Linked DNA regions of Homo sapiens: regions 1 and 3 are each linked to region 2. Evidence: chromatin loops called from intact Hi-C (ENCODE). Cell type or tissue: OCI-LY7. All regions are shown on one strand.

Evidence for each region. A loop is a pair of places that touch in the nucleus more often than their neighbours do. Peaks named below come from ENCODE experiments on the same cell type or tissue, not always from the same donor. Only the 100,000 strongest peaks of a DNase experiment are listed, where the experiment ranks them.
Region 1: a loop joins it to region 2, with 5 times the contacts of the local background. A loop is called at or near these places in 3 of 110 quality-filtered maps.
Region 3: a loop joins it to region 2, with 3 times the contacts of the local background. A loop is called at or near these places in 3 of 110 quality-filtered maps.

Annotation. Positions count from the first base shown.
Region 1 is chr21:17,423,532-17,431,531 of GRCh38, forward strand. No RefSeq gene overlaps it. Among named protein-coding and RNA genes, the nearest start is that of LINC01549, 11 kb to the right of the region's middle. In OCI-LY7, no CTCF peak of the experiment used is centred here; DNase peaks (open chromatin) are centred at 4,780, 5,150 and 6,710; H3K4me3 peaks cover 1,810 bases; H3K27ac peaks cover 5,205 bases.
Region 2 is chr21:17,509,453-17,517,452 of GRCh38, forward strand. It overlaps CXADR (CXADR cell adhesion molecule), which reads left to right and starts at 3,591. Exons shown (of 7, transcript NM_001338.5): 1 at 3,591-3,720. The coding sequence starts at 3,678. It also overlaps the pseudogene BTF3L4P1. RefSeq lists silencers at 3,042-3,161, 3,222-3,761. In OCI-LY7, CTCF peaks have their summits at 3,248, 3,448, 4,624 and 4,827; DNase peaks (open chromatin) are centred at 3,229, 3,509 and 4,019; H3K4me3 peaks cover 3,019 bases; H3K27ac peaks cover 599 bases.
Region 3 is chr21:17,778,975-17,786,974 of GRCh38, forward strand. C21orf91-OT1 (C21orf91 overlapping transcript 1) reads right to left here. Exons shown (of 4, transcript NR_038871.1): 3 at 6,574-6,638. All of the region lies in intron 2 of LOC124900465 (a long non-coding RNA gene), which reads left to right. Among named protein-coding and RNA genes, the nearest start is that of C21orf91-OT1, 9.5 kb to the right of the region's middle. RefSeq lists enhancers at 1,493-1,712, 3,567-3,616, 5,585-5,654, 5,685-5,774, 6,185-6,244. In OCI-LY7, no CTCF peak of the experiment used is centred here; DNase peaks (open chromatin) are centred at 3,257, 4,977, 5,327 and 5,997; H3K4me3 peaks cover 3,176 bases; H3K27ac peaks cover 3,156 bases.

The sequences.
Region 1 (8,000 bases), 86 kb before region 2:
TCCTGAGTAGCTGGGCTTATAGGCATGCACTACCATGCCCAGCTAATTTTTGTATTTCTTTCTTCTTTTTTTTTTTTTTTTTTACTAGAGACAGGGTTTCATCATGTTGGCCAGGCTGGTCTTGAACTCCACACCTCAAGTGGTCTGCCCTCCTCAGCCTCCCAAATTGCTAGGATTACAGGCGTGAGCCACCATGCCCAGACTTGAGTAATTTTTATGCAGTAACAGATAACTAATACAGAAACTAAAAAAGACATGACAGGTAAATGCAATGTGTGACCCTGGACTGGATATCGTGGGGAGGAAGAGATACTAAAAGGACATATTGGACAATTGCCAAATTTGAATATTGACAGTATATTAGGTAATAATATTAAACTTCTTAATAGGATTATTGGACTGTGGTTATGTAAGGAAGTGTCCCTTTTATTATGAAATTCACATTGAAGTATTTAGAAATAAAGGAAAATGATATCTGCAATTAACTCTTACATGGTTCAGGGAAAAATTAACAATAATATGCATTATAAGTAGAAAGAGTAGTAAGGCAAATGTGTCAAATTGTTAATTTATGAATCTGGATAAAGGATACATATTTAAAAGATATGTGTACATTTCTTGCAGCTCATCTGTAACTTTGAAAGTATTTTTTAAGGTTTTTTTTAAGTAGTATAGAGAAGCAATTTGTCATTTGTGGCTTAAACCTAAAATGTGTTGTTACAGAATTTTAAAATTAATTAAGACGTTCATTTCTTTAGTAAGAAAAAAGAGACTTATTTTTTTCTTTTAATAATGATAGTCTTTCTCTTTTGGCGCTTTTAAAACCAAATACAAGCATAAATATATTCTGCCCATTGTATTTTCAGGAAAAAATTAGATTTGGCTAAGTTAGATTAAAACGCTATGTATAAATTTCTGTATTTAAATCCTACACTTACTCCGAAGTAAAGAGTGTTGTTCAAGTAAGGAGACTCTAAAGAAGAAGTTGAAAGGATAACAATCCAATTCTAAGGCCTACCTTGTGCAAAAAGTCAAAATTTGACTTCGGTACCTTCCTGACATTCTATCTTGACAACACTTTGTGACAACCTGACTTGTCACCGTATTCACCTTATTTCCTGTGCTAATCCAAGGATATTTTCTGATTAAAATTTTATATCACAAGAATTTTATGTTATTTTCCTCACCTTAACACTTTTATCCCATCACTTGAATATTTTACCTTTTAATTTTTCACATTTTCAAGTGAGTGTTGTGGAGACAAATGTTGTCCACTATCCTTCACACCCATCTTCATTTCTTTTCTACCCCCTACTCATTCTACTTTCTTCTTTTACCTTCTTGGGCGCCTTGCTTTCCTTTCTCTCCCATGGCTTTCTTATCTCTTTGACGCCTTCCCTCTTGCTTCCTCCATACTAACCCCACTTGTTATGGTTTGGATCTGAGTCTTTGCCCAAATCTCATGTCAAATTTTAATCTCTGATGTTGGAGGTGGAGCCTGGTGAGAGGCGATTAGATTACGGGGGTGGATTTCTCATAAATGGTGTCGCACCATCCCCTTGGCGCTGTTCTCGTGATCATGAGAGACTTCTCCTGCGATCTGGTTGTTTAAAAGTGTGTAGCGCCGCTCCCCTCCCCCCACCCCCACTCACTTTCTTGCTCCTGCTCTGGCCATGTGATGTGCCTGCTTCCCTTTCACCTTCTGCCCTGATTGTAAGCTTCCTGAGGCCTCCCCAGAAGCTGAGCAGATGCCCCCATCGTGTTTCCTGTACAGCCTGCAGAACCGTGAACCAATTAAACCTCTTTTCTTTACAAATTTCCCAGTCTCAGATATTTCTTTTTTGTTGTTTGTTTGTTTTTGTTTTTGTTTTTGTTTTTTGAGACAGATCTTGCTCTGTCACCCAGGCTGGAGTGCAGTGGCGCGATCTCGGCTCACTGCAACCTCTGTCTCCCGGGTGCAAGCAATTCTCCTGCTTCAGTCTCCCGTGTACCTGGGATTACAGGCATGTGCCACCACACCCGGCTAATTTTTGTATTTTTAATAGAGACGTGGTTTCACCTTTTTGGCCAGGCTGGTCTCGAACTTCTGATTTGGGGTGATCCGCCCACCTCAGCCTCCCAAAGTGCTGGGATTACAGGTGTGAGCCACCACGCCCGGCCATCAGATATTCCTTTATACCAATGCAAGAACAGACTGATACATCACCCAAGGCCAGCTTTCACCATTTCATACCTAGATCACAGCAATCACCTCAAAACTGATCCTCTGCCTATAGGCTCTCCAAGCTTCCCCAAACATTACAGAAGCATTCAATTTTAGAAGTTCAGAACCTATACACCTGCCCATTATATCTGGTTTAAACTTACCAAGTTTCTATACTATCATTTCCTTACCTCTGAGAGGTACCAAACCACCAAACCAGTTTTTTTTTTTTAATTTGACTTACCTGAGCCAGTGTTTCTCTCCACTTTTAGGGCCACCTATCACTAATATATTTAGGAAAAGACCCATTGCAGGTTTGTTGTGGAGTTCTCTGTTCCCAGCTGTTTCTCCACATTCTGCCATGGCCCACGTGTCACTTAGCACTGTCAGTGGGGACCTGGATAATTTCCTTTAGTCTTGTCCATCTCCTCTTCCACACATCATCACACATAGATGCTGGGAGAAATAATAAGAGGAAGCATAAAATATGAAAAGATAAATTTGAAACTAGCCTCTATATATGACTTTTTTCCCAACAAAGTCCAACCAAACATCATCTAAGGAGTTAAAGGTTTTGTAGGGGTTTCCTTGTGAGCATACTGTGGAACAGCTGATCTCGAACTCCTGGGCTCAGGTGATCCTCCCACCTCAGCCTCTCAAAGTGTTAGGATTACAGATGTGGGCCACCATGCCTGGCTGACTCTTCTTTTTATAAAATTGCTTTTTCCTCAACTTTTTGTTTTGAAAAGTCATAAGCCTACAGAAAGTTACAAGAATTAATTTATACACCTATATGAAATTTGTTAGTTGTTAATTTTTTCAAAGTTCTCAATCTCTCTTCCCCTCTCTCTCCCTTTCTGAATCATTTGAAAATAAATTACAGGTATCTAGTCAGGCATGGTGGCTCAAGCCTGTAAACCCAGCACTTTGGGAGGCTGAGGCAGGTGGATTACTTGAGGTCAAGAGTTCGAGACCAGCCTGGCCAACCTGGTGAAATCTCATCTCCACTAAAAATACAAAAATTAGCCAGGCGTGGTGGTGGGTGCCTGTAATCCCAGCTCCTTGGGAGGCTGAGGCAGGAGAGAATTGCTTGAACCCAGGAGGCGGAGGTTGCAGCGAGCCAAGATCACACTATTACACTTCAGCCTGGGTGACAGAGTGAGACTCCATCTCAATAAATAAATAAATAAATAAATAAATAAATAACAGATATCCTTGTTTACCCCAGCAAGAATCTAAAAACAAAGACATTCTCTTGAATATTCTTACATAACCACAATACAGTGATCAAAATCAGGAAGTTTTAACATTGATACAACACTACTTTTCTGATATTGTTTTCTCAATAATATTCTTTCTAGCCAAGTTTTTGCCATCTAGAGTCACACATTGCATTCGGTTGCCATGTCTTTAGCCTTTTTCACTCTGAAACACTTCACTGCTCTTTCTGTCTTTCGCGGCATTGTCATATTTGGAGGGTAGTGGTCAGTAGTTTTGTAGAACAGCTCTCGCCTTGGGTTTGTCTGATTATTTCCTTATGCTGAAATACAGACCATGCATTTTGGAAGGAAGAGTACAGGAATAATGTGCCCTTCTCAGTGCATCGCATCTGGAGGCTCCCCTGACGTCCGTTTGTCACATTATTACTGATGTTAAGCTTAATCACTTCTTCACAGTGAAAGTATCTCTTTCTTCCTTTGTGACTAATTAGTAGTCTGCTTTTATAGCAGCTCTGTTCATAATTGCCAGAAACTGAAATAAATTCAAACGTCTTTCAGTGGATGAATGAATAAACAAAGCAATGCCTTCATACACTGGAATACACTGAACAATAAAAAAGAACAAACTGGCCAGGCATAGTGGCTCATGCCTGTAATCCCAGCACTTTGGGAGGCTGAGGCAGGTGGATCACCTGAGGTCAGGAGTTCAAGATCAGCCTGGTTAACATGGTGAAACCTGTTCTCTACTAAAATTAAAAAATTAGCTGGGTGTGGTGGCGGGCGCCTATAATCTCAGACACATGGGAGGCTGAGGCAGGAGAATCGCTTGAACTCGGGAGACGGACGTTGCTGTGAGCCGAGATCAAGCCACTGCACTCCAGCCTCCAGCCCGGAGACAGAGCAAGACTCCATCTCAAAAAAATTAAGCCAGCCTCAAAAGATATACTGTATGATTCCATTTATGTGACATTCTTCTTGTAAAGACAAAACTATAGTGACAGAGAAGAGATCAGTGGTTGCCAGGAGTTAGAGGAGGTATGACTGTAAAGACATAGCATGAAAGAGTCGTAAGGTAATAGAACTGTCCTGTACGCTGAATGTGGTGGTGGTTACATAAATCTATACTTGTGTTAAAATTCATAAAACAAGGCCAGGTGTAGTGACTCATGCCTGTAATCCCAGGTGTGGAAAAAAAATTCATAAAATGATACACCAAAAAATAAGTCAATTTTATAGTTCAGTGATTTTTCTTTTTTTTTCTTTTTTTTTCCTGAGACAGATTCTCACTCTGTTGCCCAGGCCGGAGTGCAGTGGAGTGCAGTGGAGTGCAGTGGAGCGCAACGAAGCGTATTGGTGCGATCACAGTTTACTGCAACCTCTGCCTCCCTGGCTCAAGCAATCCACCCCCAACCTAAGCCTCCTGAGTAGCTGGGACCACAGGCCCACGATACCTGGCTAATTTTTGTATTTCTAGTACAGACAGGGTTTCGCCATGTTGGCCAGGCTGTTCTGAACTCCTGACCTCAGGCGATCTGCCTGCCTCAGCCTCCCAAAGTGCTGGGATTACAGGTGTAAACCACCGCACCTGGCTGATAAGTTAATTTTACAGTTTGATGATTTTTCTTTTTCTTTTTCTTTTTCTTTTTTTAAGACGGAATATCACTCTGTTGCCCCAGCTGGAGTGCAGTGGAGTGCAGTGGAGTGCAGTGGAGTGCAGTGAAGTGTGGTGGCATGATCATAGTTCATTGCAACCTCTGCCTCCCTGGCTCAAGCAATACCCCCGACCTCAGCCTCCTGAGTAGCTGAGATCACGGGCCCGTACCACCATGCCTGGATAATTTCTGTATTTTTTTGTAGAGACATGGTTTCACCATATTGCCCAAGCTGGTCTTGAACTCCTGGACTCAAGTAATCTGCCCACCTCAACCTCCCAAAGTGCTGGGATTACAGGTGTGAGCCACCATGCTTGGCTGTATGTATGATGACGCTTTAAAATAAAATTTAAAATAATTCACCTGTAAGAAGATACTTGAAGACTCTGTGAACATTTTGTTTAGCTGATAAACACAATCATTACATATCACTCAATTCTTTCTTTCATTCTCCACCTGAGCCCAACTGTCCACTTCTATCCAAACCTTTCAGTGACATAAGGACTTATAGCACCTGTAGTTATCCTCCTGTGGTTAATCATTCCCCCATTCCTACAGACTATCAAATTGACATTTGCAGGGACCGTATCTTAATCACAACCTCTAGAACAGTGTTGTTCTCATATAGGCACGCTTGGAGAATTTATGAATGAATGTGACTTGGCAGCCACCTCTTATGCCGGCGCCTATGCACCTACAGAGACTTCGTGAAGCCCTGGCACATTGTTTTTAATTGTTAAATTTCTCAGTTATGGGTATAATAGAGGCATTAAAGAGCATATAAGATTGTCTTCTCATTATGGATACAGACTTTCATTCAGGTAATCCTATTACACACTTTACCTTTGCATCTGTCTAGTGCAGCCATTAGTTGGCCACAAAATCTGAAATAAATATTTCATATTAAATTTAAAAATTGGCTGGGCCGTGGTGGCTCACGCCTGTAATCCCAGCACTTTGGGAGGCCAAGGTGGGCAGATCACGAGGTCAAGAAACAAGACCATCCTGGCTAACATGGTGAATACCCTGTCTCTAATAAAAATATAAAAAATTAGCTGGGCGTGGTGGCACGTGCCTGTAGTCCCAGCCACTCGGGAGGCTGAGGCAGGAGAATCACTTGAATCTGAGAGGTGGTGGTTGCAGTGAGCAGAGATCACGCCGCTGCCTCCAGCCTGGGCGACAGAGGGAGACTCCGTCTCAAAAAAAAAAAAATTAAAAACTATGATGTGCAGATATTTTCCCCTAGTATGAAAGCTTAAGTTATTAAATCTGTAGAAAGGCTGAAGAACTTAATGAGGATGTTTTATGTTAATAGGATAAATTTAATTGTTAAGATGTTAAGGTGGTGTGTTAAGGTGACAAAGGGGAAGTGGAAGGAAAGAGAACTAACATTACTGGGCACGTACTACATGCCAGTATCTGCTTCAGGTGCTTTAAAAACATTCTCCCAGTCCCCACCCAACTCTGGGACACACGCTCCATTATGCTCACTGCAGGGTGTGGATGGAAAATGAAAGGGTTAGTTCTACCCAGAAGCACCTGCCTAAGATGCCCTGTGCCCCATCCCTTGGGCCCACCTGACATTAGTGGCACTAATGTGAACAGCGGCATGCATGCTGCAAGTGCCCCACCTTCAGTGGGTGCTGTGGTGTCCCTTGGGGACACCCAAGCAGGCCACAGCCTGGAAGTGCAGGAGAGTTAGTAAGTAACAGTGGATGGAAGTCAGCAGATTAATGCCCCAGCCTCCTTGTCCTTCAGTGGAACAATGCTGAAGCACAGTCTATGAAGTTCCACAGCTGATCCCGAGTGTAAGTGGGCCTTATTTTTCCATAATGGTTTCCAACTGAGTAGCACACACTTTATAGGCTTTCTCACTTCCTTGTCTCTCTCTTCTCACACCTCACTTCTGCTTCCTGGGATCAATATCATCAGTCAATAGGTAAATGCAGATAGACTACCTGCATCCAAGTCCCTTGCCTTAGACTCTACTTTGCAAGAACCCAAGCTAAGACATACAACAATATTAGTCAGTCTCCTCCTTCTTTAATAATGAAACCCCCAGCCAGGCGTGGTGGCTCGCTCTTGTAATCCTAGCACTTTGGGAGGCCAAGGCAGGCAGATCACCTGAGGTCAGGAGTTCGAGACCAGTCTGGCCAACATGGTGAAACCCCGTCTCTACTAAAAATACAAAAATTAGCTGGGTGTGGTGGTGGGCTCCTGTAATCCCAGCTACTCAGGAGGCCGAGGCAGGAGAATCGCTTTAACCCAGGAGGTGGAGGTTGCAGTGAGCGGAGATTGCGCCACTGCACTCCAGGCTGGGCAACAGAGTGAAACTCCATCTCAAAATAAAATAAAATAAAATTTAAAAATATTGAAACCCCCAGGTTTTAGCTGTGCCCAGGACCATTGAGTTATAGATTATATTATCCCAGCATCTTTGCAACCAGATAAGACCATGTAACTTTTTGCCAATAGGATATAAGTGCTTTTATTTAACAAGCTTTGCCTTTAAAAGAAATAAGGGTGTATTTTCTTGTTCCTTTGACCATTCCTGCTGTCTGGGATGTAGATGTAATGGCAGGAGCTAGAACAGCCCTCACAGATCCAGAGATAGAAGCCATATTTTGAGGATGGGCTGAGCTGTCCATCCTACCCTACCCTGTTCTGCTTCACTGAGGACTATTTCAGGAGAGAAAAACAAATGTCTCTCTTCCTTTTTTTTTTTTTTTTTTTTTTTTTGGGAGACGGAGTCTCGTTCTGTCACCCAGGCTGGAGTGCAGTGGCAGGATCTTGGCTCACTGCAACCTCCGCCTCCCGGTTCAAGCAATTTCTCTGCCCTCAGCCTCCTAAGCAGCTGGGATTACAGGCGCCTGCCACCACGCCCAGCTAATTTTAACATCTCTCTTCTTAAGCCACAGTATTGTA
Region 2 (8,000 bases):
CTGCATAATTTTAGCTACTGTTTATGAAATAATTTAGTCACAAACCAAAGTCTAAAAATGACTTCATGTAACTTTTTAAAGAACAATACTTCCCCAAATAAGATCGACTGCTTCTTTCAAGATTATTTAAATCTTAGAATGGTACATTTTAAAAAAATCTGTGTTCAGTAATCTAAAGCAGCAGAAAAAAATTGATGTAAAACTTACGTTTTAAAAAACGCATTCTGGGCTGGGCACAGTGGCTCACGGCTGTAATCCCAGCACTTTGGGAGGCCAAGGTGGGCGATCACCTGAGGTCAGGAGATCTAGACCATCCTGGCTAACATGATGAAACCCTGTCTCTACTAAAAATACAAAAATTAGCCGGGTGTGGTGGAGTGCACCTGTAGTCCCTGCTACTCAGGAGGCTGAGGCAGGAGAATCGCTTGAATCCAGGAGGCCAAGGTTGCAGTGGGCGAGATCACGCCACTGCACTCCAGCCTGGGCGACAGAGCGAGATCCTGTCCCCCTCTCCCAAAAAAGCACATTCTGAAAAGATATATTTAAGGTGCAATGATTTGTTGTTGCACAGATACTTAAATTTTATTAACATATTGCCATAGAAAATAAGCATTCAATTCAACTTGAGAAATACTTGAGAACCTAGTATGTGCTTTCAGAAGTGACGAAGACAAAAAAAAAATGTGCTTTTTCAGCCTTCTAGAAGTATTTAGAACAAGAAAAGTGATTAATAGGTATGCAAATGCCTAACACAGAAGGAGGCAAAAGCTAAGAATTAGAAGAAAAAGTACCAGGAAAGGGATTAAGATAAAAATCCTTTTGGGTAGTTGTTGTTCCTCTTCCTCCTCCTCCTCCTTCCTCCTCCCTTCGTCCTCCCGGTCCTCCTCCCTCCTCCTCCTAAATCCTTTCGGGTAATTCCTCCCCCCCCCCTCCTCCTCCTAAATCCTTTTGGGTAATTCTTCCTCCTCCTCCTCCTCCTTTTCTTCTTCTTTCTGCTTCCTTCTCCTTCTTGGATCAAGGCTCTCTGCAACCTCTGCCTCCTGGGCTCACTTTATTAGCTCCACTTACTGAGATCCTGCTTACCGGGTTCCTGCACATAGTAAGTGGAAGATAACAAAACTAATATTGGATAATATTTGTCCTCCTACCTCAGCCTCCGGAGTAGCTGGGACTACAGGCACTGCGCGCCATCACATCCGGCTCATTTTTTATTTTTAGTAGATATGGGGGGTCTTGCCATGTTGCCCAGGCTGGTCTCGAACGCCTGGGCTCAGGCGATCGTCCACCTCTGCCTCCCAACATGCTGGGAGTTCGAGACCAGCCTGGCCCATATGGTGAAACCCCGTCTCTACTAAAAATACAAAAATTAGCCGGGCGTGGTGGCGCGCGCCTGTAGTCCCAGGTACTCGGGAAGCTGAAGCAGAAGAATCGCTTGAACCTTGGAGGCGGAGGTTGCAGTGAGCCGAGATGGGGTCACTGAACTCCAGCCTGGGCGACAGAGCGAGTATAGAAAAGTTCTCGTAGAACACTGTTAAACAGATGAACAACTTCAATACTTGCTCTTCTCTGCTTGATTTCATTTAGTGTGGTGAGTAAAAATTTAAATTCCAAATATTATTTACACGCAATTATATCCAGTAGAATTCCTGTTTGCTCAAATGGGAAGTCCCTAGCCGTTACTCATGTTGTCTTACGTCTGTATTGAACTCTTATTAGTTTGTAAAAGCTTTGGCAGAACTTTACAATCAGATGGTATGATTTTGCAAAGCCACTTCCTCTTACTACCACTGGTCATCTGTCATTTATTGGGCTGCCGTAAAGCAGGATTCCCCTTAAATCAAATTAAATTGGAATCACTTGAGTAAGGCTCAGGTACTAGTATATATATACATATATAGATAGATAGATAGATAGATATATTTTTTTTTTTTTTGAGACGGAGTCTCGCTGTGTCGCCCAGGCTGGAGTGCAGTGGCGCAATCTCGGCTCACTGCAAGCTCCCCCTCCCGGGGTTCACGCCATTCTCCTGCCTCAGCCTCCCGAGTCGCTGGGACTACAGGCGCCTGCAACCACGCCTGGCTAATTTTTTGTATTTTTAGTAGAGACAGGGTTTCACCGTGTTAGCCAGGATGGTCTCGATCTCCTGACCTCATGATCCGCCCGCCTGGGCCCCCAAAGTGCTGGGATTACAGGCGTGAGTCACCGCGCCCAGCCAGGCACTAGTATTTTTAAAACATTCTCCAAGTAATTTTCATGTGCAGCCAGAATTGCAACTCACCAGGCTAAACTGCAGTTGCGCAATTCTGGTCTTCTTGATACCTGATTTCTTTGCCCCTTCTCTTTTCTGGTTCAATGCATAATAAGAATTTTCCAATATTAGTTTTATTAGCTTCCACTTACTGAATTCTGCTTACGGGGGTTCCTGCTTAGTCTAGATAGTAAGCAGGAACTTACAAACTATGTAAGCTTATAGACTACATAAGCAGGAACCCTGTAAGCAAGAACTCAGTAAGTGGAAGCTAATTAAAACTACGTGCCAGGCAGGGTGCCAAGCATTTTTTGTGCATTATCTCATTTAACTTTCATAGCAACCCCGAAGTAGGTGCCATTTCTATGAAACCTGCCCAGTTACTGCCCCACTCCGCGGAATAAGCTCTTACCCACCGCTCCTCTTCTTCAATTCATTTCTGTTATGGAACTGTCGCGGCACTACAAAGTCTCTATGTAGTTATAAATAAACGTTATCTGGAAGAGCAGCCGACAACAACTTTCAAGATCTCCAATTCCCCGACCCCACACTCCAACTGACGCCTTCAACCACAACTACTGAGCCCCACTTTCAAAGCTCACTCACTAATATTGGATAATAGTTGTCTGCCTACCTCAGCCTCCGGAGTAGCTGGGACTATAGCGTCTTACTAGCCAGCTTCAGGGCTAGAATAGCCTTTCTGTGCAAGTGGAAAAAACCTCAGGTATTTCCCAAATCGGTAGCTGCAGAGGGGCTCTATCCCTACCAGAGATGGAGAAAAGCCCTCTCGCGCTTTTTATGTCAGCCAGAGCGGCTCGTTAAGAGAGCGAAGGCCAGGGGCTGCACAGGTCGCATCCCGTGAGCATGAGGTCAGAGAACCTGCCCCTGGGGCAAACCGCGAGGGGTGGGACGGGTGGGTGCAGGCGGGGCGGAGGGTAGGAGCCGCCCTAGTGGCGGCCCCTGGGAGTGTCCCGTGCCTCGCCTTAAAGGAGGGCGCCAACGCAATTTCAGTATGTGGGAGACGGGCTGCCCCACCCCCGCGCGCAAAACCCTGGTTTAGCTTAAGGGATGGAGGCGGGGACCCCTGCGCAGGCTTGCGGCGTGGGAGGCGGCCGCCCGCGACCTACGACGCCGCGCGCCGGGAGGCTGAGAGTTCGGCGCCGGGAGGGTCCCGGGGACAGAAGAGCGCCTCGCCCGGTTGCCAAGGCAACCCCACGCGGCTGGAGAAGCCGGCGCTCGCAGCCCGGCCCGGGCCGCTGCCGGAAGTGACGCGAGTTCACCTGCCGAGCGGGGGCTGGGAGGAGGGGCGGAGGGTGCAGAGGTGCCGCCGCCGCCGCGAGCCAGTCGGGAGCGCGCGAGGCGCGGGGAGCCTGGGACCAGGAGCGAGAGCCGCCTACCTGCAGCCGCCGCCCACGGCACGGCAGCCACCATGGCGCTCCTGCTGTGCTTCGTGCTCCTGTGCGGAGTAGTGGGTGAGTAGGGGCCATGGGGTCCTCAGCACCCGCCCAGCCCGGGGGCGCTCGCTGCCCGCGGCCACCCAGGAACAATGGGGCGTGGGGGAGGGGGCGGGCGCGATTTGGGGGCGCTGCTGCAGGGGCGGCGGGGCGGGCAGAATTGCACAGGGGCGCTTTTGCTGGGCCGGGCGCTCCTGGAGCCGTCCCGTAGGGAGCCGCGCAGGGCGCGCGGAGTGCCCGGGGACGGAGCCCTCGGCGGGGGGTGGAGGCGGAGGGGCTCGGGCGCGGCGTGTCGGGTGCGCCTCGCAGCTCTCCCATAGCATTCTCTGCCCCGGTGCGGGCTTGCCTTTCTTTGCTCTCGCCGTCTCCCTTGTCAGCCTTCGTGTCGGTTCTCTCCAGCGTTACCCGATTTCAAAAACCTTGGGCGGCGAGTTTTCAGGTGTCGAGTCGCCCAGGCGGGGAGGCTGAATTGCAAACGCCATTATTCAATGGACATGGAGCTGCCCGGTGCCTCGGATCGGCCAGGCTACCTCTAGGAAAGAGGCGCTGAGCGAACGCCAGCCTGGACGGTGTTAGTCTCCTGGAAGCAGCTCGCCCAGGCAGGAGCTGCTAACCAGACGCGCATTGTGAAGGAGACCGTGGAAAATCAAAAGTGGGTTCCTGCAAAAATGTAGCATTGGTTTCTGCAGTCCTTGGGCGAAGTGCAAAGGAGAATTCAGTGACCTCGTTTTTGAGTTTGTAATGAGTCGTTCATTTTGGAGATAAGACGGGCTGAGTTGTACAGGGTAATTGCTAGAGGATTTGCCAAGTGCGTTTGTCGACTGCTCCTTTCTCTGGGAGGGGAAAAAAGGCATGTGAAAAATGCGTGGACCATTAGGAGGCGTAATCATTTTGACACTTTAAAAAACGGATTTTCCATGTCGGTGTTTTAACCAACTGATCTTGTTTGTCAAACTAAGCACTTGCTGCGTTTTATAACCAAATAATTCATTTTTAAAAATCCGTAGGTGGGATCCTAGGAGGCGCACTTAGTATAGCCTCTGGAAGGGTAATTTTTTGTTGTTAGGTGCTCTGAAGCAGGATCTAGTGGCCCTTTCTGTTGGGATGGCTCTCTGCTTCCTGTTGAAATGTTAATTCCATTGTTGGATGCCACAGCTGTGAGCATTACTCATGGGATCAACATTCTATTAGCAAGTCTAATCTTCGATCTGAGCCTATAGCACTACCTCCACCTTTTTGATATATATCATTTAGACTTGGCGGGCTGAAATGTCCAAAGTAAGCCTTCCGGAGAAGATGAAGGGTCATAGAACCAGTTTACAGGTACATTCCCACCTTTCTTTCTTTTTTTTCTTTTTTTTGTCTAGGCCGAACCTGAAGATGAAGTTGAGAACACAGTGTGTTCTCTGGGAAAAAAAAAAAAAATAGTTTTAGACCACATCTAAAGCAGAAAAGTGGAAGAACATAAATTATGTGGAGGAACTTTTTTTTTTTTTTAAATGGAGTTTCGCTCTTGTTGCACAGGCTGGAGTGCAATGGCGTGATCTTGGCTCACCACAACCTCCGCCCCCCGCGTTTAAGCGATTCTCCTGCCTCAGCCTCCTGAGTAGCTGGGATTACAGGCACCCCCCACCATGCCCGGCTAACTTTTTTATTTTTAGTAGAAACCATGTTGGTCAGGCTGGTCTCAAACTCCCGACCTCAGGTGATCCGCCTCCCTCAGCCTCCCAGAGTCCTGGGATTACAAGCGTGAGCCACCATGCCTGGCAGGAACTAGTTGTTGTTGTTTTAACGGGAATATTTAGATAATTGGATTTAATTTTTTTTTTTTGGAATGCCTCACTTTGATAGGCACAATTCTAAGAAATAATATTTTGATGCAGAGAGTCATTGTGCTCATAAGGTATACACGGGTACAGTGAACATCTACTCGAAGGGCCAGTGTCTCAGCTAAACAAGGCAACTATCTTTATTCCAGTTTTTCAGTTTAAGAACAGCTGAGGCCAGGCACGGTGCTTGTAATCCCAGCAATTTGGGAGGTTGAGACGGGAGGGTCATTTGAGTGTAGGAGTTTGAGACCAGCCTGGGCAACATGGCGAGACCGCATTTCTACAAAAAATACAACAAAATAAAACCCAAAAAGAACTAGCTAGGTGCAGTGATGCTTGTCATAGTCCCAGCTACGCGGGAGGCTGAGATGGGAGGTTTGCCGGAGCCTGGGAGGTCTAAGCTCATGAGGTCTAAGATCATGACGCTGCTCTCGAGCCTGGGCGACAGAGTGAGACTCTGTCTCAAAAAAAAAAAGAAGACATACTAATTGATGAATGGCTTTATTTCTTCAGATATTTCTGACCATTTAGAAATGCATTGGTATGGGCCGGGCGCGGTGGCTCACGCCTGTAATCCCAGCACTTTGGGAGGCCGAGGCGGGCAGATCATGAGGTTAGGAGATCGAGACCATCCTGGCTAACACGGTGAAACCCCGTCCCTACTAAAAATACAAAAAAATTAGCCGAGCCTGGTGGCAGGCGCCTGTAGTACCAGCTGAGGCTGAGGCAGGAGAATGGCGTGAACCCGGGAGGCGTAGCTTGCAGTGAGCCCACATCGCGCCACTGCATTCCAGCCTGGGCGACAGAGCTAGACTCCGTCTCTGAAACAAATAAACAAAAAAAAAGGCATTGTTATTAACTCAAGTTCACTGTTAACATGATTGACTCCTACTTTAGCAAAACAAGGGAAAGACTCATTCAGATTATACCGTCAGTGATAGATATTCCTCCAGCTCTGAAACAGTTTTGTGGTATACTCTGGCTGCAGATGGGACTCCTTTCGATGCATTTTTATTGGCTGCCTACTAGTGAGTCATACTACTAGTAATCAGTAGTAGCAGCAGTAGTAAGCAGTGGCAGTAGCAGTAGTAGTAAAATTAAACCCTTGATCAGTTATGAAATGCCAGATACTGTTCTAAGGGCTTTACATACCTATATATTCAATCCACCAAGCAACCCGAGAGGGTATTTATTATACTTATCCCTGTTGTACAAATAGAGAAACAGAGGCACAGAGTCGTTATATAATTAACTTGTGAAGATCACAGATTTGCTCTTGAATCTGTGTTCTCATCACACTATGCTCTTCTGTCCCTACAGCAGCCACTTTCTCTTACTACCACTGGTCATCTGTCATTTATTAAGAACCTACTGTTGGTTTGACTGTGTGTCAAATACTGAAGGCTTTTATTATTAGCTCTTTAATGTCATAGTCTTAATTGAATACTTTGAGGCATTGTGAGGACACTAGTTTCTCCAGGGCTTGGGTTGACATTGTAAACTAATGTGGCCTAGGGACCTGCAGCGTCAGCATTACTTAGGGATCTTGTTAAAGTTTGGGGTGGTGTTCTTCAATTGCCAACATGAATGGAACTAAAAAAGTCTGGTCTCCCAACCTCTTGTTAGCTATTTGATGGTGGCCAAGCCTCACTGTGTGTCTGTTGCCTTACGTGTCAAGAATGGGGATCCTGGAGCAGGTAATGGGGGTTGAAGGTGGAAGGGTTGGGTAGATGTTGGTCAAGGGATACAAAATTAAATCCATTATCCAACATGGTGACTATAGTTAATAACAATGTATTATATTTTTGAAAATTGCTATGAGTGGATTTTAAGTGTTCTCACCACAAAAAGTATGTGAGGTAATGCATATGTTAATTCCCTGGATTTAACCATTTCACAAGGCACACATATTTCAAAATAATGTGTTATATGTAGATAAACATACACAATTTTTGTCAATGAAAAATAGAAAAAAAACAGAAAAATACCAAATTTATAAAATAAATTGAGGTGTTTGGATGAAAAAAAATACAAGAGCTTTGCCTTCATGTCTGTAGATCTCTTAATATATTATTGGTCTTGCATCTCAGATATCAAATAAAGGTACCTAGCTTGACACAAAAGTTGGTAGCTGCAAGGTTAAGCTGTATTAGTTTGATGATGGGCCAGGAAATGATATATTTTCTAAATTTTATCCTTAAATATTGGCTGTAACAAATGCTGATATAGCAAAACGTAAGCTTCTATTAGACAGCAAGAGGGAAACTTGAGTGAATGAATGCAACTTACCTCCAAGTCCTCTTAAAGGAGGTAAAATAATAAATACTGTGTTTTACCAGTGCTCCCCCCAAAGCATTATTCTAAGCATGCAGGAGGGTATAGTGAGCAGCTACAATAGTAAGATCCAACCCAGAGGTAGGTTCAAGGCCAAGAGTAGGAGAGTGGTTGAGGAAATCCTCCTAGGGCCAG
Region 3 (8,000 bases), 270 kb after region 2:
ATGTAAATAGTTCATCTCTTATGAAAAACTCAATTTATGTATTCATTTCATCACACAGATTTTCCTATTTCATTCAATGGATTCACTAAGTATTTGGGTGCTTACATTGCCTCTGATTTGGCTAGTGGGGACTCCTTCAATATAGTTCTCTGTTATTTTGTCATGTCCCCATCTTTTTTTAGTATTTCTGTACTTTCTGGAACAAAAATATATTCGACTTATCTTGTACCCTAAAGTCAATCATTTCTCCAAAAGGGGCCCGGATTTAGTGAACAGTTTTTAGAAAGCAGTATTTGGGTTCTAGTTGTTACTCATCGCTTTTGTTGGGGGTCACTCTCCCAGACCCCCTTCTCAATGGCCAAGCACAAAAGCACATTTACATCTGTGTGTATCTAGATTTGTATCTTATCTATCTATTGAAAATCATGCATTTACCCCATTATCTTCAATTGCAACCAGACTCACAGGGTTCATTCTGGTTCTCTTCTTTCATATTTGTAACTCTTTGAGGAATGAGAAACCGAACTGCTCAATTTCTTAATATATTTACTTATTTAAATTCCTTCCTATATAACCAACCCTGTGTTGCCACTTTGTCCCTGTAAAAGAAATCAGAATCTTGGGACCTCAAACTCACTACGCCAAAAGGAAAGTTAAGCCTGGGAACTGAGTCATGCAAATATTGCCTTCCTTCTTCCTGAAACAGATAGCTGTCATTTCACAATCCTATGTCATAACATTGTATGTAAGCCAGGTTCCCAACACGGCAAAAGGCCATATACATCCCCAGATGGCCCCCTTCACAGATTGCTCTCAAGGAAATTCCTTGTTAGCTCCAAAATCTTTCAGGATACATATTCCCCTATAAAAGCAACACATGCCAATTGTAACCTTGGTCCTGCCACCTAAGTTTAACTCCTAAAACCGAGTTCTGTTAAATCTCACCCTGACCATGTCAATTACGAGCTTATCTTCCAAGGTACAGAACAAGTACAAGACACGAACCACTCCTGCGCCTACTCTTGAGATGGATGCATAATTGTCTCTTTCCTTTCTCTTTTCAAGTGTTCACCTTCTTTTATGTAAAACATAGATTCCTTTAGTGCTAGTTACAGCCTCACAAGGATGTAACTATTTGTTTCACTGCCTACCCTCCTTCCCTTTCCCCCACTGCTTGCTTTTTCCCCTTAAGTAATGAGTTCCCCAAACCCTCTTCGGAAAGCCCAGGTTACAGATGCTCCTGTGACTTGTGTTTTTCCTGGGTCGTCCTCAAACTTTGGCTTAATAAACCTCTACTAATTGAGACATCTGCCTCATTTTTGTTTAATAACCTTTCCCCCTGCTGATGTTTCCTCTGCCCACTGAGGCTCTGGCACCCCACCCCCAATCTCCTGCTCCCCACTGCCCCCATGGGTGCCCTCCTCCTCCCACTCTAGATCTGATAGCCTGCATCAGACCTCCCCACCCACCCCATGCTAGGCCCTCCTGGTTTGCTCCAGCTCAAACACACCTCACTATGCCCCTGTGAATGAGGACTAACCCTAACCTTGCTTGTTGCACCTGATAGTTCTAGGATGGAATTGTTCCAAAGGAAAGAGGAAGGAATAGCATAAACTTCATTTTGGGGTTTTCTTAGGGGATTTTGCTGGTGCTATTTCTGGCATCTACCAGTAATGAGAGTTTACCTAAGTTGACTGATCAGAACAATTCGGCATACCCAGACATGTGGCTAAGCCGCTGGCTGCTCAGAGGCATGAATTCTTTCGTAGCGGTAGTCTGTTTTCCTGTTCATTAGCGCAACAGGAAACCAAGCACTGGTAATTGGATAAGTCCTCCTTTTACTTGTAATGAGCACCAAGTTAGTGGTAATGACTAAGAGGGCTACTTAACTGAGTTTCAGATCTTGTTCTAAAATTCTTTGTATCTAAGTGAGCTTCCATTTCAAATTCGTTCAGGTATGAGATTGGAATTTGGCTTCTTATGAGCTCATCTGCTATTCCATTTACCTTAGCCTTCTCTTTGGTTCCAGGATATGGTGCCAAAAAATATATTTCTGCACAAGAGATGCTAATATGATAAGGGACATCTGGGGGCTTTTGTACACATTGCTGTGATTTTCTTCTGTTGACCAGAAAATCCTAGCCACACAGTACCCACAGGCCCTTGAACATATGACTACAATATATAACTTGAGCTGCTTTAGTTTGAAGATCTAGTGAGGAGCAGCAGGGTAAGCGATTTCCCCCACCTCCAACCAGGTAATCACAATAGACGTGTGTAAGCTTTGAAATTTCCTATAAACAAATTTTGCTGAAACTGGCTTTTTGATGTAAAGCAGCATTTGTTATGCAAGTTCTACTGCTATTACTCTTCCCATAGTCTATTCTGGTTGACTTTCAGGATGAAGACATCTAAGCTACTTCTGGATTCCCTAGAAAACTTGTGCTGCCTATTCTTTTCCAACTGTGTAGTCCTCTCCTGGCTGTTTCTGTGGTCCAGCAGACTGTGGAGAAATAGCTTACTATTCCATTAGAAAGAAGATCTTGTGTAATAAAAATAAGAAGTGGTATCAGGTCATGGGAGCTTTGGAAATGGAATCGAGATTTGGTGCTTGTCTTTGCCTCTGTGGCTAACAAGGTATAGAACGTTTGGAAGTTTCTTAACTGACTTAGGCCACCTAAAGGTATTAGAGTAGACAAGCAGTTTGTAAAAGGTGCTTTGCAGGTAACCAGGGGCCTGCTGGTCTCTCATAGCTGCCTCAGAGGCTCATGATAGAAGGTTTGAGAAACTAGGGGATTGTCACTGAGAGGGATACAATGGGGACTTCGGTCGAATAATCTCCATTGTCTTTCGAGCAGAACAGCAGCAGCTCTATTTCCTATACATTTCACATTTTGTAATTCTTGAAGGATTTTTTTTAAAACAAAGACCTCTGCTAAAACCAAACCAAACCAAATCAAATCAAATAAAAGCTGCAAGACTCCTGAAGGTCCCTCTAGCTCTACATTTTTAGTACTTTCCTATGATATTTATATATCCCACATGCTGGTTCACTTTGTCATCTGAGATGAGACTAATCTGTGTCCATCTGGGATAGAAATTTCTTCCGTACTTTGATGAAAAGCAGTGTAGTCCTGCAAGATGTGAGTCTATTTCCCCATACTTTATTGACACAGGTATGAAGATGAGAAGAGATGGAGGCAGCAAAGGAAATGTGGTTTTGCATGTCACTAGCTCAACTCCCTCTGCATTTTCTTTTAAGCAAGGGAGGTGCTCCATTGTCTCTATAGGGCAACAGCAGTTCACTGGGTCCCCACATTTTTCTGGGGCTTTTGTGAGAAGCAGTAGGCAGGAACAGTGAAGAGAAACTTAGCAGGAGGCCCAGGTGCTGTCTTTTCTAGTTTCAGAGCTATCTGATCAGGACAAAAAGGAACAAGCTTGTCCACAGCAAGATGGCCAGCAACTTGGTTATTTACCCAGTTAGTCTTGGGGAACACTAGAGCTCTTCCAATAGCTGGGACTATTTAAATTTTTTCAAGGAAACATATGCTGTGGGTTGGTGGTAGATGGGATTCAGGAGGATCCTTCTCTTATACAAGATGACTTTCTGGATAGGTGTTTGTGGGGTACAGAGGGAGGGAGCAAGGAGAATAAGAGAGGAACAAACCAAATGTTCAACATTCTAACACTCTTTAATAATTTATCTAAAATTATTGGATATTGAATTATTAGAGGCATTGAATCTTTTACTTTTTGTATGACACTCACTCAGTCTTCAAATAATTTCTGATTGAACACTAGATTAAGAGGAAAAAATACCACAAATGAAATAACTTGTATTTTTGTTACGCAAAGGATTATTCTAAAAAATAATAAGCTGTTCCTCTAAGCCCTTTTAGAACACATGGAAAACTTCAGAATAGTGTGAGGGCGTCTTACATGCACTTCTTTCTTTGGAGATTGTGATAACCCAAGTAGAGGATTTAGGATTGTGCTGCTCAGAGACAACTGTTTGGATAAAATAATGCCAGATTCATCGTTTCCAGACTTGTTAAATTCATGGAGTATTAAAATAAAATTGAAATAAAATGGAAAATATGATGCCCAGTTGTTTTGTCAAAACCAGTCTAGGTGTTGCTTTGAAAGTAGTTTTTAGATATGATTAACATTTAAATCAGTAGGCTTTGAGTAAAGCAGATTACTCTCTGTAATGTGGGTGGGCCTTGTCCTATCAGTCGAAGGTCTGAAAAGAGTGAGGTCCCCTGAAGAGGAAGGAATTCTGCCTCTGACCTGCCTTCAGACTCAAGACTGCAGCATCAACTCTCGGAGTTTCCACCCATCCAGGCTGCCCTGCAGGTTTCAGACTTGCCAGCCCCCAGAGCTGGTTTAGGGAATTAAACCAATCTTTCTCTCTCCACATATATACATACTTTGTTTTGTTTCTCTGGAGAACCCTGACTAATAGACCAATACAAGATTGTGGTTTTAATTCCACCAAGTAAGGACTGAAAACTAAACAAATAAACAAAAATGAAAATCTACCATCTATTGTCATCACTTCATGAAAGAAAGAAAAATTTACTATTCCCATAGGAAAGACATACTCTCAGAACAAAGAACAATTTTATTGATGAATAAATTCTATCCTATTAACTAGCTTACCACATTGCCTTTACGTGTCTCATTTTCCACACACAGGAGCCAGCCTTTAGGAACTGTGCTGGAGGTGACCCAACTTCTGATTGTGTGGGAGAACTATCCCACTGTTACTCCTAAGAGAACATTCTCTCCCAATAGCTCCCCCGATATGGAATGTGACAGAGTAACAAGATGCCAAAATATATAGACCTCTTTTTCTTTCTACAACATAGGTGCTCTTAAACAGTATGCAGAGGATTGTGTAGCTGCTTATAATAGGAGCCAGGCTGACACAGCTCTCTTTTCTCTTTTGTCACAGGTGATCACAGAAATAGCTTGCTGTAACAGCACCTCACAGTTTCCTCTTAAAATGAAACCACATTTTCTTTGTGCCCTTTCAGCTCAGTTCTGCTGTTCATAGAGGGGCTTGGGAGATTTTCCACTGTAGGTTTCTTAAAATTCATTATACTTGTAGAATGTTAGAGCTAGAAGGTCCCCTAAAGATCATAAAGTTCAATTTCATTTTTTACAGATGAGAAAACAGAGGCTAAGAGAGGTAAAGAGGTGCTTAGTTGTGGCAGAAGATTAGAAGAGAAGTTCCTGCATGTCGGTTTAGCAATCATCTTGCTCATTACAACTTCCTCTTCTGCCTTAATCACTTTTCAGTTCAGTAGCCTCTTTCCTCTAGAATAGCCCTTCTGTATTCACACTGCCTTTTCTTTGCTTTGAAGTTACAGATCTGAAACTCTTGCGTTAGCTATGCTATGGTTTTCTTCCACATTCTGTACACTGTACTGACCATCCTCTTATAAACCTCTTCTCTTCTAGGTTAAAGATTTCTTGACTTCCCTCTGGTGAAGCTTGATACCAACTGACCTATAAGGGCTTGGTTTTCACAACAGAGTCTTAGTCCACCCTCGCCATCGCACCAAATACTGAGAGAACAAATAAAATTATTGCTTGAAGAAACGAAGTAAAGACTATAGTATTCATATTTTTCCCACATGCCATTTGCAGTAGCTTTTCATATTTCTCATCTATCCCACACTAGAAATTTCATCTATTGGCTTTTGTAAATTTTCTTTTTGAGCCACAAATTTATCTCAGTTTCAGATTCTAATCTATTTTCAGTAGTGCTTTCAGTTTAGTTTACTCCCATTTCAAAAATACTCCGTCTTGTTCTTTACAGCAATAAAATCCAAATGCAAATTCCGACAACCTCAGCCAATGGTGAGTCATGGTCCCTCATTTCCACCTCTTCTAAACGGTCATGGTTGCTCATTTTCACTCTTCTAAGCACCTCTTCTTTACAGCAACAAAATCAGAAAGCAAATTCAGGCAACCTTAACCAATGGTGAGTCATGGTTCCTCATTTCCACCTCTTCTAAACCCCTCCTCTGATGGTCAGGACCCTTCTCATTCCTCAAGTAGTAACTATTCAGCACTTTACCACTTCCCTTGAATCTCTGACCCATTATCTTTTTCGTCTTTCTCACAGAAAATAGAGGCAGCCATTTAAGTACTTTCTCAACTTACTCTCCAACAAATCTGATTCAAATACTTTCATCTGTAGTTTTACCTTCTCTCTAGTGTCAAAACCTGAGGTAATCCTAAACCTCTTCAAAGACAAGTCATTCTCGGTGTGCTACTCTGTTCTGTGTCTTCAAACTGGGCTCCTTTGATTATTGCTACCTCTCTATCGTTAGCCTTTCTACTGGCTCTGTCCTCTTAGTATTTATTCATGTTCAAGTACTTCCCAACCTTAAAAAAATAACCTTGACCCAACATCCTCTTTACCTCAACTTCACTTCATAAAATTTTAAAGACATCATACCTCAAATCCACTATCCTACCTGTCTTAGTCTATTTTATGTTGCTATCACAGAGTACTACAGAATGGATAATTAATAACAAACAGTTATTGATTTGGCTTACAATCCTGGAGGTTGGGAAGTCCAAGGGCATGGTGATAGCATCTGGCAAGGTAGCAAGACTTCATGCTGTGTGATAACATGGTGGAAAGAGCAAGAGGATGTGAGCAAGCAAACAAGAGGGGGCTGAACTTGCTTTTATAACAAAGGCACTCTCATGATAACTAACCCACTCCGTCCATAACATTAATTCATCCGTGAGGGTAGAGTCTTCATGACTTAATCACCTCTTAGTAGACTCCACCTCTCGATGCTGTTGCTTTTGGGATTAAGTTTCCAACACATGAACTTCAGGGAACACATTCAAATCATGGTACTACGTTGCATCCATATTACAATCTGTTGTGATCTACTTTTGCTCCCACAGGTCCATTAAAACTGTACTCCATGAATTTCTGGTTGCTAAATACAATGAACATTATTCAATCCTTATTCTTTCAATCTCTTGGCAGAATACTTTCCAGTTGACCAACAGAGTCTTGTTGGCTTTTATATCCCTTAGACCCAAAGACTTACAGGGCTTGGCAGAGTTTCTGGCAACATAACGAAATCTGAAAATTGACGAAAGATTTAGAATGGAAAATAAGTGGATGCCAAATGGTGAAGGCTTTAAATGCTAAACTGTGGGGACTGGCTTTTGTTTTGTAGGCAGTGATAATCTAGAAAGGTCTCTTAGCAGGAAAGTAGCATTACCACATCTTTTGGGAAGTAAATTCTGGGGCAGTTTATGGTTTGGAGCAGTGGTTTCCTTTTTCTCTTTTTTTTTTTTTTTTTTTTTTTGAGACAAAGTCTTGCTCTGTCACTCAGGCTAGACTGCAGTGGCACAATCACGGCTCACTGCAGCGTTGACCTCCTGGGCTCAAGCAATCCTCCCACCTCAGTCTCTGCCCCACCAAGTAGCCAGGACTACAGGCCTATGCCATCATGCCAGGCTAATTTTTATATTTTTTGTACATACAGAGTCTTGCTACATCGCTCAGGCTGGTCTTGAACTCCTGGACTTAAGCAATCTACCGGCCTTGGCCTCCCAAAGTGCTGGGATTATAGGCATGCGCCAACGTGCCCATCCTAAAGCACATTCTTAACAGGAAAACTGACATCTGCATTACCAAGAGGTTTAATTTCTCTTCAGAATCTTCCCAGCAGATTCAGTTGACTCAAAAGGCAGCCCATGTGGCTGAGGGTTAGTTTAGATATGCATTGGCTCTTAGCAGTTCACCTCTGGAAATGAATTTCATAAGATCTCAGAGTAGAACACAGGACATAGACCCAGTGGAAGAGGTTAGGTTTAACAAGAGTTCTGAGTTGCAAGCTAGAGAAAGCAACTAGTTGACTTAGGCTATAAAGGAATTTATTCAATGGGGAGAGATCACCCAGAAGGCTGGGAAACCACGCAGGAACAAAGGTGATGTAATCAACTACTAGGATCAC